Linked DNA regions of Homo sapiens: region 2 is linked to region 1. A link is a loop called in an ENCODE intact Hi-C map of the cell type or tissue named here. Cell type or tissue: mesothelial cell of epicardium. All regions are shown on one strand. Links, peaks and the distances in the headings refer to the core of each region. The heading gives the core; the rest is flanking DNA. Region 1 overlaps LOC107984041 (a long non-coding RNA gene). Region 2 overlaps LOC107984041 (a long non-coding RNA gene).

Region 1 (2,922 bases), core at 118-2,617:
CTTGTGTCAATTTTTTTATGAATGTGGTAGACGGAAAACACTAAAGAAAGGCCATTGATCTGGAATGTAATTATTTCAAAAATGACTACAATAAATAATGCAAAAATACAAAAAAGAAGAGATGTAACACCTGCCAAGTGTCTATTATGCAATTAAGCGAAATCATCACAGCAACACTTTAAAGTCAATATTATTGCTCAGATTTTACAGACAAGGAAACTAAACTCTAGCAGGCTAAGAAATTAACCCAAGGAATACCACTGGAAGCCAAGAAAAGGGACTCAGATGTGGTTCTCCGAAGGCAAAGCCTGTGTTCTTTGCTTCCTTCCCTACTACAACTAAATCTAGTGATGTACACAACAATGGACACTATTATTTGTAGTAGGAAAGGAAAAAAAATGAAAGTGCAAATTATAGGACTCTATAGTAGGAATGGTAGGAATAAGGGCATTCAGTATAAAATTGTTCAACTTCGTTGTATGTTTAAAAACTTTCAAAATAAAATGTTGCCATCTGGGGGTAGGAAAGATACCTGACTGAAAGATCTAAAGAGAAAAAAAACTCTAGACATTAAATGTGGAGTGGTCACCTCAACTGAGTATCAAAAAACTCAAAGGCCCATTTTCTTAAAAAATATCTTCACCAGAGTAGCAAAATATATGTACATCTCTTTTGGTTAAATGGCTTTATAGCTCTCGTGTTGAAATAGAGATACATTGCCTGGATTGGAATAAGATCTTAAACCATTTAAATCCATGAACATATTATGATAATTTCATCATCTTAATACTTTAGAAATTATACAAGAGGCCCTAGAATAATGGGGCAAGGAACACTAATTAATTTAGTGTTCCTTGATAACACTAATTAATAATAATAATAAGAGCTTTACACCTATACTGTGTTTACTATGTTACAGACACTGTTCTAAATACATAACAAGCAATAACTCATGTAAGCTTCTTAAAAATAAGACGAAGAAGGTATTTTTATTATATTCTACAATTGATAACAGTAGTTTGACTCCAGATAACACATTCGGAGCCATTGTACTGCATAGCCTTTCTGAGGTTCATTGCTATCTCCAACATACATGGAACCCCCTGGACACCTGGGAGAGGTAAAGTGTTAAAAGTGATGGTGGTAAAGCTAAGGGGGTTGGGTAGAGGGGTTGGTGCAGAGGTAGGATTTAAAATGAAATGTACAGCCAGGCTTGGTGGCTCACATCTGTAATCCCAGCACTTTGGGAGGCTGAGGAGGGCGGTTCATGAGGTCAGGAGTTTGAGAGCAGCCTGGCCAACATGGTGAAATCCCGTCTCTACTAAAAATACAAAAAAAATTAGCTGGACATGGTGGCGGACACCTGTAATGCCAGCTACTCGGGAGGCTGAGGCAGAAGAATCGTTTGAACGTCAGAGGCGGAGGTTGCAGTGAGCCGAGATCGTGCCACTGCTCTCCAGCCTGGGTGACAGGGCGAGACTCTGTCTCAAAAATAAATAAATAAATAAATCATACATGACTTCACTTACGTTCTCACCAGTGCATTTTTTGTGATAGGAAAAGAAAGGAAAACTATATCTACATGATGTTTTGGATAAAATAATTATTTAGAAACATGATAGAAAGTCAGTAAGAAGCTAAAAAGGAAAGGAAAAGAAAAATATAGATGTTTATGCACTGGAAGTAATGAAAATTGAGCAAAGAAAGGGGGAAAAGATTATTGTGATTTATAAAAATTAATTTTTACAAAATTTCTATCTTAGTTCAGCTGCTATAACAAAGTATCATAGACTGGGTGGCTTATAAACAACAGAAATTTATTTCCCAAAGATCTGAAGGCCAGATGTCTCATATCAGGGTGCCAGCATGGTCGGTTTCTGGTGAAGGCGCTCTTCCAGGCTGCAGGACTGCCATCATCTTGTTGTATCCTCACATGGTAGGAAGAGGACTAGAGAGCTCTCTGGGGTCTCTTTTGTAAGGGCACTAAACCTATTCAAGAGGACTCCAGATCCACGACCAAATTACCTCTCTACCTCCTAATACCATCACATTGGGGATTAGGATTTCATATGAAATCCCAACATATGAATTTTGGGGAGACATAAACATTCAGTGCATATAAATTTGGGGAGACACAAACATTCAGTGCATAACAATTGCTAAGTCAACAGTAATAACATTTTAAGTAGAAAAGTATCTGAAGATAGAGCATGGAGTGAGTCCATTAGGCCAAATGCAAGACAGGTGCAAACCATTATGCATTTCTATACAAATGTTTTTCCTTTTAAATGTTTCTAGTTGCATTATTTTATTATCATGTTTTCCTACTCTGTACCCCAAAATTTTCTGGTTGGAGAAAATCCCTCATCATATGTTATGAGGGCTCTGATTGCATAGGCTGAAGGGCCCAGAAACTCCCTCCTTGCCCTCAGAGAGCCAAATCAAAGATACATGACCTAAGATCTGTCAATTGGATGTTTGTACTAGGGAGTTCCAGTCCTGCAGGAGTAATACAAACATTCAGTGGCTGGAATCTATGTTGGAGGCCTAGACCAAAACCATGTCACCTCCAATAAGCAAACAGAGACTGGGAAGCCTCAAGCAGTACTCAGGCTGTTCTAAGGCATGATCTAGGCTGTTTACCACTGCAAGTGGCCTTACCTCTTGCCATTTCTAAGCTTAATTCGTCAGCACTTCTATTGCTTCTATAATTTCTCTTCCAATCAACTCATTTTCAGCTTAAATTTGGTTTAGTTTTATTGCTTGTGACTAGAAAACCTGAAAAACAAAAATTGGTCCTAAGGAGGGGCCACAGCATTGAAGGCAAGATGCAGAAGGCCACACTGCAACAAAGAAAGTATGAAAACATGAAGACCTGGTGTGGTGCTTTTTTCAGTGGCATTAAGTAGATAAGAGAGGACA
Region 2 (2,922 bases), core at 327-2,826, 100 kb after region 1:
TACAATGAAGAATTTCTTCAATATACCTTATTATATACTTTGAAATCATGAAAATGTTTTACATACTGAAAAACGAAAATAAAAAATAAAAAGCAGTCCATAAAAATTGAAAACAAATTTAAACAACAAAAACATTCCTGTGTCAAGGTAGTGCTTTTGCTGTATACTCTTTGTAGAATACATACAAAGGGTAATTTTTGCCCTTTACATCTTTTTATTTGCCTTAAACATTTCACAACAAAGTTTTTTAAACTTTTAAAACTTACACCTGTGTCACATGTTTGGGGGAAAATTATCACTTTCTGTAACAGTAGAAATCAATTGGATAGTGCAAATCAAAAAGTAAATTGTTATTTTATCCAAAAGCTTATTTTAATAAGAAACCTGCTGTTGTTAATCATTATATATATCATCTTTTCAAAAGAAGCTGTTTTCTAATGAAGGGGATCCCAAATGCATAGTGCATTTTCAGGACAGAGAAAACTAGGGATGTATCTTCAGCTTTGTTAGATTTATGCTTCCCCTGGAAAGATCTTGCCATCCACAAAGCAGTGCTTTTGAGTTCCATTATGTTTATGGAAACAAAACAAAATAATGTGTCTATGAGTCTATTACAAATGAAAAGAAATAAAATAACTTTAAGATCAATTTCTAGAGTGTTTGATAAAATTTTAAATGTCACATTAAATATCTTACAACTTACCACATTATAAAAGAAGCATCAGATAGGGTTTATACCTAAACCCTAACAGAGAACAAAACAGGCTTGCATCAGATCCTTTGTTGAAATATTTCAAAATGATGTTTATTTTCTAAGTAAAAAGAAAAAGGTTAGATATACTAATGAGGGATTTTTTTGCTCCTTAGTTCTGCTAAAATCCAGGTTCTTGTCTAATGACCAGGAATAATTAGGCACACAGACACATTGAAAGGCAAGGAGAGCAAAATTTATTAAAAGAAAGCTCTCAGCAAAAAAAAAGAGGGGTCCTGCCAATAGGCTCCCACCTCACAGATTGAATACCAGGCCACCATACACAAGCTGAAGAGGCCAGGCTCCTCCCCGCTGCATAAGGTGCAAATCCCCAGTGGTTCCACCCCACTCTCCCAGTGTGAAGGTGGGCCCCCAGTCCATTGAGGGCATGCCAAGACAAGGCCCTGGGCAGGTTCCCTCATCTGCACAAAAGCATCTGTATACATCTGATGTATACACTTGTGGGGTGGGTCAGAGATTCTCTGAGTACCCTCCCTTATCTGCCTCCTGCATCTATCATTCCCCCCTCTAAAGAAGTACATCTAACTGCCATTAGAATAGGGATAAGGATAAGGACAAAGACTGATATTAACTGCCTCTTGATGACATGGGGTGCTGTTTTGGGGAAGTGGCAGTCAGAGCTCCCTCAAAAACCTATCTAAGCATCCCCAACAAAAGGGGCCATCATCCAAGGCTCCGGTTGCGTGACTGTTTGGAGTTTGATGGCCCAAAGGCAAGAAGAGACAAACCAAGTTATTAGAAAATATGTATCAAAACAAAACAAGGTGGGGTAAGAACAGCTCAAAAATCCCAAAGCTTTTACCAGTTTGCACAGGGAGAGGGAGGCCAAAAGCCTGACTGGTAAACAAACAAACAAAAAAAAATTTACCCTTTTGCAGACATGTCAGTGTTCTGGCTTCACTTACTCCAAGCCCAATCCTAAGCCAACCAGTTTAAGGTTTGGGAAATGAACTTTTCCAAGTTTCAAGGATGTATATGAGGGGAGTGTCCCATAGTACAGAGACACAATTACCTATCTGTGAAAAGAAGACAGAGGAGGAAAAGGAAAAAAGAAGGCATTTTTTTCAAAAGCATCCCAGGGGTTCAGGATATATTCAAAAGGAGTACAGACTGCAGAAGAATGGCTACTCATCTAGAAAGAGGGGAACAAGCATCCCTGGTTCCTTTCTCTTCCTAGTGAACGCCCAGAGTACATAAGGGAGAGAAAGTGAGGCATCCTTTCTTTCTTCCATCCTTATATCCCTAAGTCCCAGCAACTGCAAAAGGGTGCTGCCCATGGGTGTCAAAGCGGCTTTCGCCAATGTTAAAAGGAGGGCCTAGGGGTGGGAATACCCACTCTTACCTACATACAACCTGTCTCGCCTGCTGTGAGTAGCCTTCGAGTTCCCGAGACTTCATTTATTCCATGAATACTAGCATGACCTTTATCCATGGAATGAGAGGCTTGGCTTAATTGTCAGGAATTAGTCATGCTCACCTGTGCAGTGCCTTTTAACTTGTGTTATGGTCTGCCTCTGGATTCCTTGAATCCAGTTTTTGTTTTGTTTTGTTTTGTTTTGTTTTGTTTTGTTTTTTTCCTAAGGCTTTGACCCAAAGCTTGAAATTTAGTTTGAGACAAAAATGTGTCTCAAGGTGGTGGTTCCAAGATGGCCGAATAGGAACAGCTCCAGTCTACAGGTCCCAGCATGAGTGACGCAGAAGACGAATGATTTCTGCATTTCCCACTGAGGTACTGGGTTCATCTCACTAGGGCTTGTTGGACAGTGGGTGCAGGACAGTGGGTGCAGCGCACCGAGTGTGAGCCGAAGCAGAGCGAGGCATTGCCTCACCCGGGAAGGGCAAGGGGTCAGGGAATTCCCTTTCCTAGCCAAGCAAAGCTGTGACAGACGGCACCTGGAAAATCGGGTCACTCCCACCCTAATACTACGCTTCTCCAATGGTCTTAACAAATGGCACACCAGGAGATTATATCCCGCGCATGGCTCGGAGGGTCCCACACCCATGCAGCCTCACTCTTTGCTAGCACAGCAGTCTGAGATCGAACTGCAAGGTGGCAGCAAGGCTGGGGGAGGGGCACCTGCCATTGCTGAGGCTTGAGTAGGTAAACAAAGCGGCTGGGAAGCTCGAACTGGGTAGAGCCCACCGCAGCT

The links. A loop is a pair of places that touch in the nucleus more often than their neighbours do. Peaks named below come from ENCODE experiments on the same cell type or tissue, not always from the same donor. Only the 100,000 strongest peaks of a DNase experiment are listed, where the experiment ranks them.
Region 2: a loop joins it to region 1, with 15 times the contacts of the local background. A loop is called at or near these places in 1 of 110 quality-filtered maps.

What each region holds. Positions count from the first base shown.
Region 1 is chr6:101,132,392-101,135,313 of GRCh38, reverse strand. All of the region lies in intron 5 of LOC107984041 (a long non-coding RNA gene), which reads right to left. Among named protein-coding and RNA genes, the nearest start is that of ASCC3, 250 kb to the right of the region's middle. In mesothelial cell of epicardium, for the core only: no CTCF peak of the experiment used is centred there; a DNase peak (open chromatin) is centred at 1,263.
Region 2 is chr6:101,030,947-101,033,868 of GRCh38, reverse strand. The region is part of intron 3 of LOC107984041 (a long non-coding RNA gene); the gene reads right to left. Among named protein-coding and RNA genes, the nearest start is that of ASCC3, 150 kb to the right of the region's middle. In mesothelial cell of epicardium, for the core only: no CTCF peak of the experiment used is centred there; no DNase peak of the experiment used is centred there.